2 separate regions of the Homo sapiens genome follow, and region 2 is linked to region 1. Evidence: read pairs that join two places in POLR2A ChIA-PET (ENCODE). Cell type or tissue: HepG2. All regions are shown on one strand. Each heading gives the region's core, and the rest is flanking DNA. Links, peaks and the distances in the headings are about the cores only.

What was found. ChIA-PET counts read pairs that join two places held together with the same protein. Peaks named below come from ENCODE experiments on the same cell type or tissue, not always from the same donor. Only the 100,000 strongest peaks of a DNase experiment are listed, where the experiment ranks them.
Region 2: POLR2A ChIA-PET joins it to region 1 with 9 read pairs; 2 of 35 experiments call an interaction of 5 or more read pairs at or near these places.

What each region holds. Positions count from the first base shown.
Region 1 is chr10:80,287,659-80,293,517 of GRCh38, forward strand. It overlaps MAT1A (methionine adenosyltransferase 1A), which reads right to left and starts at 2,000. Exons shown (of 9, transcript NM_000429.3): 1 at 1,675-2,000. The coding sequence starts at 1,765. RefSeq lists an enhancer at 1,835-2,129. In HepG2, for the core only: a CTCF peak has its summit at 2,007; DNase peaks (open chromatin) are centred at 2,023, 2,423, 3,373 and 5,133; H3K4me3 peaks cover 2,836 bases.
Region 2 is chr10:80,342,639-80,348,497 of GRCh38, forward strand. The region is part of intron 3 of DYDC1 (DPY30 domain containing 1); the gene reads right to left. It also overlaps a transcript of DYDC2 not described here. Among named protein-coding and RNA genes, the nearest start is that of DYDC1, 11 kb to the right of the region's middle. RefSeq lists a silencer at 5,801-5,859. In HepG2, for the core only: no CTCF peak of the experiment used is centred there; no DNase peak of the experiment used is centred there.

The sequences.
Region 1 (5,859 bases), core at 420-5,419:
GTGAATCTTTCTCCTAACCTATACATGAGGCTCATAGCCATGGAGCTGATCAGAATGTGTCAGAAATCAGCAATGTATCTGAGATTGAAAATACAGTAAACCTAGATACTTTATACAGTTATGCACAATGAAAGAGGCTATTTACATTGAACTGAGCTAAGTCACATAAAAAACTCAATTCAATTCAAGGTTTTTCAACAGCTGCACTATTAACATTTTGGGCCAGATAATTCTTGAGAGGCTGTCCTGTGCACTGTAGGATGCTTAGCAGTGTGCCTGACCTCTACTCAATACATGGCAGTAGCACCTTACCCCCACCTCCTATAGTTGTGATAACTGCAAATGTCTCCAGACAGTACAAAATGCTCTTGGGGGTTGTGGGGCAAAACTGCCACCAGTCAAAAACCACTGGCTAAAGTATATGGAAGGAGTAGTGCACTGAGGTGTCCAAAGCCAAGTTACAAGGTAGGAAAGATAAATATCTTTGAGGAAGAACAAGAGCAAGGAAGATGGAAAAAGGCAGACTTGGCAATAAGTTAGCAAACACTCGAATGAATTTTGAAGAGGGACTTAACTATAGAAGTCTGTACATCTATCCCCCAGGGGTCTCCAAGAGCAGTGGTTCTCACCCCAGAGCATCAGCATCTCCTGGGAACTTGTCAAAAATGCAAATTCTCGAGCCTCTCCCAAGACCTACTGAATCAGAAACTCTGGAGGGTGGGGCCCAGCCCTCTGTTGTCTTGACAAGCCCTCTGGGGGATTCTGAAGCTCCCTGAAGTTTGAGAACCACTGTCCTACACTTGAGGCTCTGAATGTCCTGGTCCTAGTTCTCACCGTCATCAAGGAAGCTTCTCTCACTTCCGCACATCACAGTCTACCTACTTTTCAGGGACCAAAATCAATGCCTAAATTTTCTTCCTGTTTAGAAGGTCTTCTATTCTGCTCTTAGAGAACGTTACTGAGTCCCCAGCACCTAGAGGTCTACCCCAGCAGTGACCAGGGTGCAGGCTTTCATGCCTAAGTTGCACATGCTTCACATGCAAAATTTAGTCACCCATGGTCTTGTTTCAGGAACATTCCCTGTTGACTTAAATTGGCCATGGATAATAGATTAAAGCTTTCCTAAAAAAAAAATACATATAAAAAGTTAAGACCTGATCATATATTTTGCATGTGTCATACTCTTAGCCAGCCAGCTGCTACTCCCTGTCTTGGACCCACTGTGCTGGCGTGCTGGTGGTGGGCCACAGCACGGCTTCATCAGGAGGGACTGTTTTATGAAACTACTCCATGCTGTTTCTCTAGAGATCCCTTCTGGTAACTCACACACATTGCTCTGAAGAGCTCTGGTAAAAGTGACTCCTACAGGTACGAAGTTACAGTCAGATAGGAGGAATGAGCTCTGGCATTCCATTGCGCAGTAGGGTGACTGAAGGGCTAGAAGAGGGAATTTTGAATGTTTTCACCACAAAGAAGTAGTCAATGTCTGTGGCAATGGGTATGCCCATTATCCTAATTTGATCATTAAATGTTATACTCATGGATCAAAACAACACACGGTACCCCATAAATATGCACAATTATTATGTGTCAAATTAAAACCATTTGTAAGTGACTCCCTCAGTATAGGCTTGGAATGATCGTTTTCCAGTCAGTCCAAGACAGCCTACTTACCCGGGTGTCCCTCTCCCACAGACTCCGATGTGAACATGAAGACTCCTTCACTTAGAGAGTGGTCACACAAGCCATCCACCGGTCCATTCATCTTCTCACACTTCTCCACTCACGCTTCTTTCAGTGAACAATTTTGAGGCTGTGACTTTGCCTGAGTTTTTTTTTCTTCTTCTTCTTCTTCTTTCAACCCAACAGGCTTGTCTTTGGCAGAGCCACGGGGATCACTTCTGCCTAACTGCCTGTGAGCACGTGAGAACAGGCGAGGACTGCTGAGAAGGGAGGGAGTGGATGGAACACGGGATGTGTCCCTCCCTCCAGCTTGCCACAGCTTGCTCCTGAGCGACTCCTATATATGGAAAAGCGAAAGTGCCTGAAAAATCATGTGAGAAAATTGGAGGAGTCCATTTCCTAAGAGGGGGGTCTTCTTACCTGGAGGAATTTCAATTCTTATCCCTGACTTTCCAAACTCTAAGCACCTGGTCAAGGTAAGGTAAAGAAGGCTGTATAGTTCTGCAGAATTGAAGCTCCTTTGGGACTCTCCTTCAGCTCTTAGCCAATCTTGGTAGTGCTCCAGAGTTCACAACCCACCTTGGAGAGCAGGGGTCTGTGATCACCCAGAGATACAAGCAGGCAACAAGAAACTCTTTCTCAGAGATATGGTTTAGGCTAAGATTGCAACAGTGCCTTTGCTGTTGGGTGTCCCCTCCTCCCCTGCGTCTCATCTGGATTGGTCTCTTCCCATTCTATCTTCTCAGGGAGAGCAGGAGCACGCACCTGTATTCTGAGCCAGCTGTGATGTTACACAACAGATTCATTTTAGAGGAAAAGCTTTGAGTCCACGTGTTTCTGCTAACAGAAACCACCTAACCTGTCAACTTCTCTAAAAGGCTGGCAGGCATTTTAACAAGCAAGATCTTTAAAAAGTATCTATCTGGGGAGGTTACAGAGAACAATGTGTGTGTGTGTGTGTGTGTGTGTGTGTTTTTTTTAGAAAAAAATGCTTTTGAGAAATGGATTCATTACAGGGAAATTATCAAAGTCCAGTTTCCCAAAGCTTCCGGATTATAAACATCTACATATTCAGTTCTATACATGTAATAAACATCGTGTTCACATAACTCTTGCATTATTTTTTGCTTTGACCAAAAAAAGTAGTAAACAGGATTATATCTTTAGTTCATGTACTAAATGACAGCGTCTCACACTCTCAGATCCAGCTGCATCCTCAGACCCAAGGAACAATGGGGAATTGAGACCACAGAAAATGAGGATGGGTGGAGAAACCAGTTCCCACTAGAATGCAATAAAAAGTAATCAACCATAACCTTGTGCATCAAAGCTTGGACTGTGGGAAGCAAAAGTTAGGAAGCAATAGCCTCACCTAACAATTCTGGTGACCAAACCCCCCTCTGAGTTTATTATCAAGCATTTGGAAAAATTTTTTCTGGCACACATTCTGGTGCTCCAAAGCTTGAGTTTTGCTAACTGATGACCAAACATCATCCCTTCAGGGAATTAAAGCAGTATTAAGGTGACCTCTTCTGGAATAAAGTAAGGGATGTTACATATGCATAGCCAATCAACGGCATTTAACAAGGAGTGAACTGAAGTGCTTAGGCACAAGACTGTTGAAAGTTCAGAGAGGAAAAGGCCACTGGGAAGGGATGGACAAACGAGGAATCAAATAGGGACTTTAGACAACATCGCCTTGTCATTGCCAGCACACAGGACTCCTCTGTTTGCACTTAAGCTATTTCAACATTGCTGGCCCTTAGTAAATTTCTTCTGGGTACATTAGTTTTAAACCTAGAGGCAATATGAGCTAATGTTTAATTTGAACTGTAGAACTAGGTGACCTTAGCAGTTAAAATTGTATGATAACAATTATGGTCCAAATTTGATTTAAGAACAAGATGATGTGTAAGTAGCAGGTACTCTTCAAGGTTCCTAGAGTTATCAGGAAGACAGAAAACAAAGCAGTAGCTGCCTTCTGAATTCCATAAGTAACAGCACCATGGGGTGGAAGGCGTCAGGGTGGGGAGACGATCTGTTACACAGATATGTGTGCAGGGGGCTTTGGCAGCCTGGATGCCAATTGAGGGTGTGAGGGAGGGATCTGAGAGGCACCTCGTTAAAAACTCATCTCAAGTATGAGTTTCATTTAAGACCCCAACTAAATACTAGGATGCCTTATATTCTTCTAGCAAGTAAATGTTAAGAAGCAGTACACGGAGCATGGTGGATGGAAGTGCAGGCTTCTGGACTAGGGTCCAACTTTTGCCTGTAACCTCCCATGCAGCATGGAGAAGGCTTCCTAACCTTTCTAATCTGTTGTTTCTTCTGCTGTAAAGCGGGTTAAATAATTACCTACCTCCTAGTGTTATTTTGAGAACTAAATGAGGTCATTTAGGTATGATGAGTATTGGACAAAGTGCTAGCACACAATACAAATTTAATAAATATCAGCTAATATTATTAAGCAGTCTATTTACATACATATGATTTTCCTCTGAACAAAAATAGATTATGGTATGTATACATATGTATGTATATGTGAATATACACATATACACATATAATTTTGCATCTCGCTTTTTTCCCCCCACAATATATCGTGGCCCTCTGTTCACATCTCTAAATACAGATAGGCCTTATGTTTTTTTATTGGGGGGGGATGAAGTCTCACTCTGTCACCCAGGCTGGAGTGCAATGGCATGATCTCAGCTCACTGCAACCTCCGCCTCCCGGGTTCAAGTGATTCTCCTGCCTCGGCCTCCTGAGTAGCTGGGATTAGAGGTGCACGCCACCACACTCAGCTAATTTTTGTATTTTTAGTAGAGACAGGGTTTCACCATGTTGGTCAGGCTGGTCTCGAACTCCTGACCTCGTGATCCGCCTGCCTCAGCTTCCCAAAGTGCTGGGATTACAGGCGTGAACCACTGCACCCAGCAGGCCTTATTTTTTAATACTTGAATAGTATCCCACAATAAGGATGTACCATAAATTATTAAACCATTCATTCCTCAGTGGTTAAATATTTTCAACTTCTCCAGTTATTTCACATCACTATAATGCTGCAGTGAAGGTCCTTATTCATCAGTATGTTTCTGAAAAAGATAATAATGGAAGGCTCTGGCAGTGCAGAACTAGCCAAAAGATTTCACTTTTGCAATGAATTTTACCTGATAAAAGAAGTAGCAATTCAACCAAGAGTTAAAATTGTAGTTTCAATCTACCCCCTTCAGAAAGAATTGGCAGATCTTAGCAAAGATGTAATTACTTTGAGAGTTGAACCTACAAGGACTTCATGGCCCTAATTTACCATCATAAACACAAATTAAGTCCTCCCTTACGCACAGCCTGTTCCCATCTCTCTTATGCTTGAATTGTCCCAATGGCCACTCCAAGCCCCAAACTCCACACTGGACTGATTACCTAAGTCCAATGTGTCAAAGGCACACAGTTGATCTCACTGACATGCAGCAGCCTTGAACTCTGAAGCTTCACTGACAAGCCTCTGGAGAAACTTGGCTTTCAAAATAAATCTCTCTTTCAGTCAGATTTACCCCGATGAATCTCTGAATATAAAACATCCAGTGGAAGACTGTTTCCAATAAGCAGTGCCTGTAAGTCCCACTGAGCAGTTTAGTGATGGAGCTTCGAGGGCACCTGACCCTAGGCAGCACCACGGGGCCGCAGGGGTGGTGGGGAGGCCCTGCCAGATGGTACCCTTTGCTGGCTCTGCACTGCCATGCCTGATGGGGAGGCCACAGGGAGGACCCTAGGTGCAGAGGTGGGGGGTGCAGGTGTTGTCTAAGTGCAAACATTTCTAAACTTTGGCTAGAAGCTCCTCTGACTTAAACGGCTAAATAATGAAATATTTTCAAGTGGATATACTGCTTTTGCCTCATTAATTTAAGCACAAACTTTTCCTGTAGATGCCACTCTGGAGCATGAATAAGTTACTTATGAAAGAAAGATGAAATTGATTCAGATTGTACATTTAGATATCAAAATAACAAACAGAACTTTGATAAAATAAATGTATTATGCTTTTCCCTTGTTAATCCGTCTTTTGTTATAAGAGCATCAGCTGTGACCCTTATGATGGGTAAGGAAAGCATAACACCTTTCCACCCCTACACACCCATATACAACTCCTATTCTGAAAAGGAAGAAAGACAT
Region 2 (5,859 bases), core at 459-5,458, 55 kb after region 1:
TAGATGGGTCTTCAAATAGCCACACACTGGTTGTGGAAGAGTGGGTGAGAAACTCTTCAGAATATCATCTGATGGCTCATGCCTGTAATCCCAGCACTTTGAGAAGCCAAGGTAGGCAGATCATCTGAGGTCAGGAGTTTGAGACCAGACTGGCCAACATGGTGAAACCCTGTCTCTACTAAAAATACAAAAATTAGCTGGGCAGGGTGGCACATGCCTGTAATCTCAGCTACTCGGGAGGCTGAGGCAGGAGAATCGCTTGAACCTGGGAGGTGGAGGTTGCAGTGAGCCGAGATTGTGCCATTGCATTCCAGCCTAGGCAACAGAGTAAGACTCCCTCTCAAAAAAAAAAAAAAAAAAGAAAAGAAGAAAAAAGAATATCATCTGAAATCATTACTAACCAACAATATATTTGCTCCCAACTCAGCATATCTGTCACACTAGAATAGGGTTCAGCAATAAAGCCTGTGGGCCAAAGCCAACCCACCTCCTGTTTTTTATAGCTTACAAAGAAAGAATGGCTTTTACATTTTTAAATAGAAAAAATTTAAAAGAAATAATATTTCATGACATAGGAAAACGGTATGAAATGTAAATTTCAGCATCCTTAAAGCTTTATTGAAACACAGCCATGCTAATTTGTTTACGTATTGTCTACGAGCGCTTTTGTGCTGCCATAGCAGAGTGTAGTAGTTATAACAGAGACCACATGTGGTGCACTCACCACTTTGCCTGGCTGCCCAGCACACTACAAACCGCAGTAACATCATTGTAACAGCAGTGTTTGGAGTGCCATGGTATCACTATACTGTGACATTTAAAAAAATTATATCCATTATGTCAAAACAAGAAAGCCAGGGATGGGTGGCTTATTCCTGTAATCCCAGCTACTCAGGAGCGAGGCAGGAGGATTACTTGAAGCCAGGAGTTCAAGACCAGCCTGGGCAGCATAGCGAGACCCCCATCTCTAAACAAAATTTTGAGAAAAAAAAAAGAAAAATAGTGAATTTTGAATGTCGCACTTTTAAGGCACACTAGAGTGTGTATTATTTTGTCATCAAATTAAATGGCAAAACATGTTTCTTGCTATACAGTGCCACTGTACCAAAAGAATATAATAAATATCAACATTACCAGACTAAGCACTCATCACAATAGTCCCAGCTCACAGAGCACAAAGGCCAAAAAAAATTAGAAAATGTAAAACAGAATTGGCTGGGCATGGTGGCTCACACCTGTAATACCAGCACTTGGAAGGCCTGAGGACAGGAGTTCAAGACCAGCCTGGCCAACATGGTGAAACCCTGTCTCTACTAAAAATACCAAAAAAAATTACGCGTGGTAGCAGGTGCCTGTAGTCTCAGCCACTTGGGAGGCTGAGGCAAGAGAATTGCTTGAATCTGGGAGGTAGAGGTTGCAGTGAGCTGAGATCGCACCACTGCACTCCAGCCTGGGTGACAGAGCGAGACTCTGTCTTAAAAAAATAAAAATAACAAAAACAGAATTATCACAGCAGAATTTATTTACAAAAATTAAAAATGAAAATAAGTCTGCAACAAAAGTAGGGTTCCAAGAGGCTCATTTGTTATGAAAGCAAGGAAAGATATTTACCAATGATGAGTGAATTAAAACATGTTTTATTTCAGTGGCCAAAAAAAATGTGTCCAGGAAAAAACAAACTTGTCTAAGATTTTAGCCTTTTGGTGAGAGCAGCTGCTCAGAGTTGACACTGGGAGCAACATCAGTAGTCAACTAATAACAAGGCACATGATTCTGAGTGGCTTTCCTTGGCTCCTGATAAGCAGACAGATGTTCCCAACACTGCTCAGTTGTTGTTTATGGAAAGGGTCAATGCTGAGTTTGAAGTGACTGAAAAACCAAACCTCTATGAATAGTCTTTGATATGGTTTGGCTATGTCCCCATTCAATTCTCAACTTGAATTGTATCTCCCAGAATTCCCAAGTGTTGTGGGAGGGACCCAGAAGGAGTTAACTGAATCATGGGAGCTGGTCTTCCCTGTGCTATTCTCACGATAGTGAATAAGTCTCACGAGATCTGATGGGTTTATCAGGGGTTTCCACTTTTGCTTCTTCCTCATTTTCTCTTGCTGCCACCATGTAAGAAGTGCCTTTCGCCTCCCACCATGATTCTGAGACCTCCCCAGCAATGTGGAACTGTAAGTCCAATTAAACCTCTTTTTCTTCCCAGTGTTGGGTATGTCTTTATCAGCTGCTTGAAAATGGACTAATACAGTCTTCATGGAACAATTACAGACAAGAGCATTTTCAAAGTCGTGTAGAAACACTGATTCAATACAACCTGCAGTGAAATCTGCTAAGATGTGTCATAGCTGACAGTGATAAAAATACATGTGGAATAGAAAAAGGCTGAGCTGAACAAATTTACAAAGCTCATGAGAAAATAGTGTTTAAAGCCGGGAAGTGTTCATCATATTACTCAACAGCAGCTACTCTGTGAAAGTATTTGAATCTATTATGTGTTATTGATCCAGCAGTGTCAACAGTGACCTTCATTCACTCTTGTAAACTGGACCATCAATTCTGTGAATTTTTGTCAGAAACAGAAGCTGAATATATCCTGATGTCCTACCACACAGCAGTTCCATGGCTTAACAGTTATATTATGAATTTTTGAGCTCAGGGTCAAGATTTAACTTTTTATTGTGTAAATTGAAGATGCATATAATGTTTTGATATATATAGTGAATGCTTACCACAGGTAAGCAATTTCAATATCCATCATCTTAGACAGTTACTTTTGTATGGTAAGAGCACCTAAAATCTACTCTCTTAAAAATTTTCCAGTACACAATACAATCTTATTGGCTATCATCCTCATGCTGTACTTTAGATCTCTACATTTATTCATACTACACAATTGCAATTTTGTACATTTTGACCTACATCTCCTCATTCTTCTTCCAGGCCTACCCCCACTCCACCTCTTGGTAACCACTGTTCTATTCTCTCTTTTTATGTATTCAACATTTTTTTTTTAAGATTTCTACATAGACAGCATGTGGTATTTTTCTTTTGATGTCTGGTTTATTTCACTTAACATCATGTCCTTCAGTTTCATCCATGTCATCACAAATGGCAGGACCTACTTCTTTCTTAAAGCTGAATAATATTCTTTTATATATACATATATGTGATACATATATGTGAGATATATATATACAAGATATACATGAGAAATACATCTTACGTTTTTTCAAGACAGGGTCTTGCTCTGTCACCCAGGTGGGAGTGCAGTGGCACTGCCTCAACCTCCAGGGCTCAATTAATCCTCCCACCTCAGCTTCCTGAGTAGCTGGGACCACAGGTGCATGCCATCATCATCATGCCTGGATAATTTATACATTTTTTCTAGAGATGAGGTCTCCCTATGTTGCCCAAGCTGGTCTCGAACTCTGGACCTCAAGTGATCCTCAGGCCTCGGCCTCCCAAAGTACTGGGATTACAGGTGTGAGCCACTGTGATCAGCTCACAATTTCTTTATCCAGTCATCCACTGACAGACATTTATGTTGTTTCCAAATCTTGGCTATTGTAAATAATGCTGCAATGGACATGGGAGTGCAAGTAGTCTCTATAAGGTGCTGGTTTCATTTCCTTTGAATATATACTGAGAAGAGGAATTACTGGGTCATATGGTAGCTTTTAATTTTTTGAAATACACCCATACCATTTTGCATAATGGCTGCGCCAATTTGTATTCCCATCAACAGTGTAGAAGAGTTCACTTTTCTCCACACCCTCACCAATGTGTGTCTCTTCCCTTTCTTTTTTTTTTTTTTTTTTTTTTTTTTTCTTTTTTGAGACGGAGTCTCACTCTGTCACCCAGGCTGGAGTGCAGTGGCGCGATCTCAGCTCACTGCAAGCTCTACCTCCTGGGTTCACACCATTCTCCTGTCTCAGCCTCCTGAGTAGCTGGGACTACAGGCGCCCGCCACCACGCCCGGCTAATTTTTTGTATTTTTAGTAGAGACGGGGTTTCACCATGTTAGCTAGGATGGTCTCAATCTCCTGACTTTGTGATCTGCCCGCCTCAGCCTCCCGAAGTGCTGGGATTACAGGTGTGAGCCACTGCCCCCGGCCATGTCTCTTCCCTTTCTGATAACAGCCATCTTAGGCTGGTCACGGTGGCTCATGCCTGTAATCCTAACACTTTGGGAGGCCGAGGTGGGTGGATCACCTGAGGTCAGGAGTTCAAGACCAGCCTGGCCAACATGGCGAAACCCCGTCTCTACTAAAAATACAAAAAAAAAATTAGCCAGGTGTGGTGGCGGGTGCCTGTAATCCCAGCTACTCAGGAGGCTGAGGCAGGAGAATCGCTTGAACCCAGGGAGCAGAGGTTGGAGTGAGCTAAGATCACGCCACTTCACTCCAGCCTGGGTGAAAGAGCGAGACTCTGTGTCCGAAAAAGAAAAAAAAAAAGCAGCCATCCTAATAGGGGCGAGGTGGTATCTCATAGTGGTTTTGATTTGCACTTCCCTGATGACTAGCGGTGTTGAACATTACTTGTCACTTTTGATAATATACCTGTTGGCCACTTTTATATCTTCCTTGGAGAAATGTCTATTTAGGTCCTTTGCCCATTTTTTAATTGGGATCCTTTTTTTTTTTTTTTTTTTTTTTTTTTTTGCTATTGAGTTTGCATTCCTTATATATTTTGGAGATTAACTCCTTATCAGACCTTATCAGATATATGGTTCACAAATATCTTCTCCCAATCCATAGGCTGCCTTTTTGTTTTGCTGATTGTTTGCTGTGCAAGAGCATTTTAGTTTGACCTAGTCCCATTTGTTTAGGTTTGCTTTTATTGCCTGTGCTTTTGGTGTCATACCCAAAAAATTATTGCCAAGACCAATGTCAAGGAGCTTTTTCTACATTATGTTTTCTTCCGGGAGTTTTACAGTTTCAGGTCTTCCATTTAGGTCTTTAATCTATTTTGAACTGATTTTTGTGTATGGTGGAAGACAAGGATCCAGTTTCATTCTTTTGCATGTGGATATCCAGTTGTCCCAACACCGTTCATTGAAGAGACTATCCTTTTCCCTTTGTGTTTTCTTGCAGGGCTTGTCAAAAATTAGTTGACCGTATATACTTGGGCTTATTCCTGGGTTCTCTATTCTGTTCCACTGGTCTATGTGTCTGTTTTTATGCCAATACCATACTGTTGTAATTACTATGGCTTTGTAATATAATTCTGGATCAAGTAATTTGATAGTTCCAACTTCGTTTTTCTTTCTTAGGATTGCTTTGGCTATTCAGGGTCTTTTGTACTTCCATACAAATTTTAGAATTGGGTTTTTCTGTTTCTGTGAAGAATGCCATTGGAATTTTGATAGGGATTGAGATGAATCTGCAGATTACTTTAGGTAGTATAGACATTTTAACAATACTAACTCTTCTGATATATGAACACAAGATATCTTTCCATTTATTTGTGTCTTCCTCAATTTTTTGCATTAGTGTTTTACAGTTTTCAAGGTATAGATGTTTCACCTCCTTGGTTACATTTATTCCTACGTATATTATTCTTTTTGAAGCTATTATAAATAAGATTGTTTTCTTGGTTTCTTTTTCGAGTAAGTTATTGGTAAACAGGATTTAAATTTTTCTTAATGAGAAGAAATACTCCCAACCACTATTATCAAACATTAAATGGCTTTGGAAATTAGCTTTGGCTGCAGACTTGATAATGTTTCTTAATTCATTTTAAAATTACATGGCAAAACATCACTCATATGTAAAACTTACACTGCAGTAAACTCACTTCAACAACAGCTCATGTTGTTTGAATCACAAGTAACGTAAAGCTGCTTTATACACG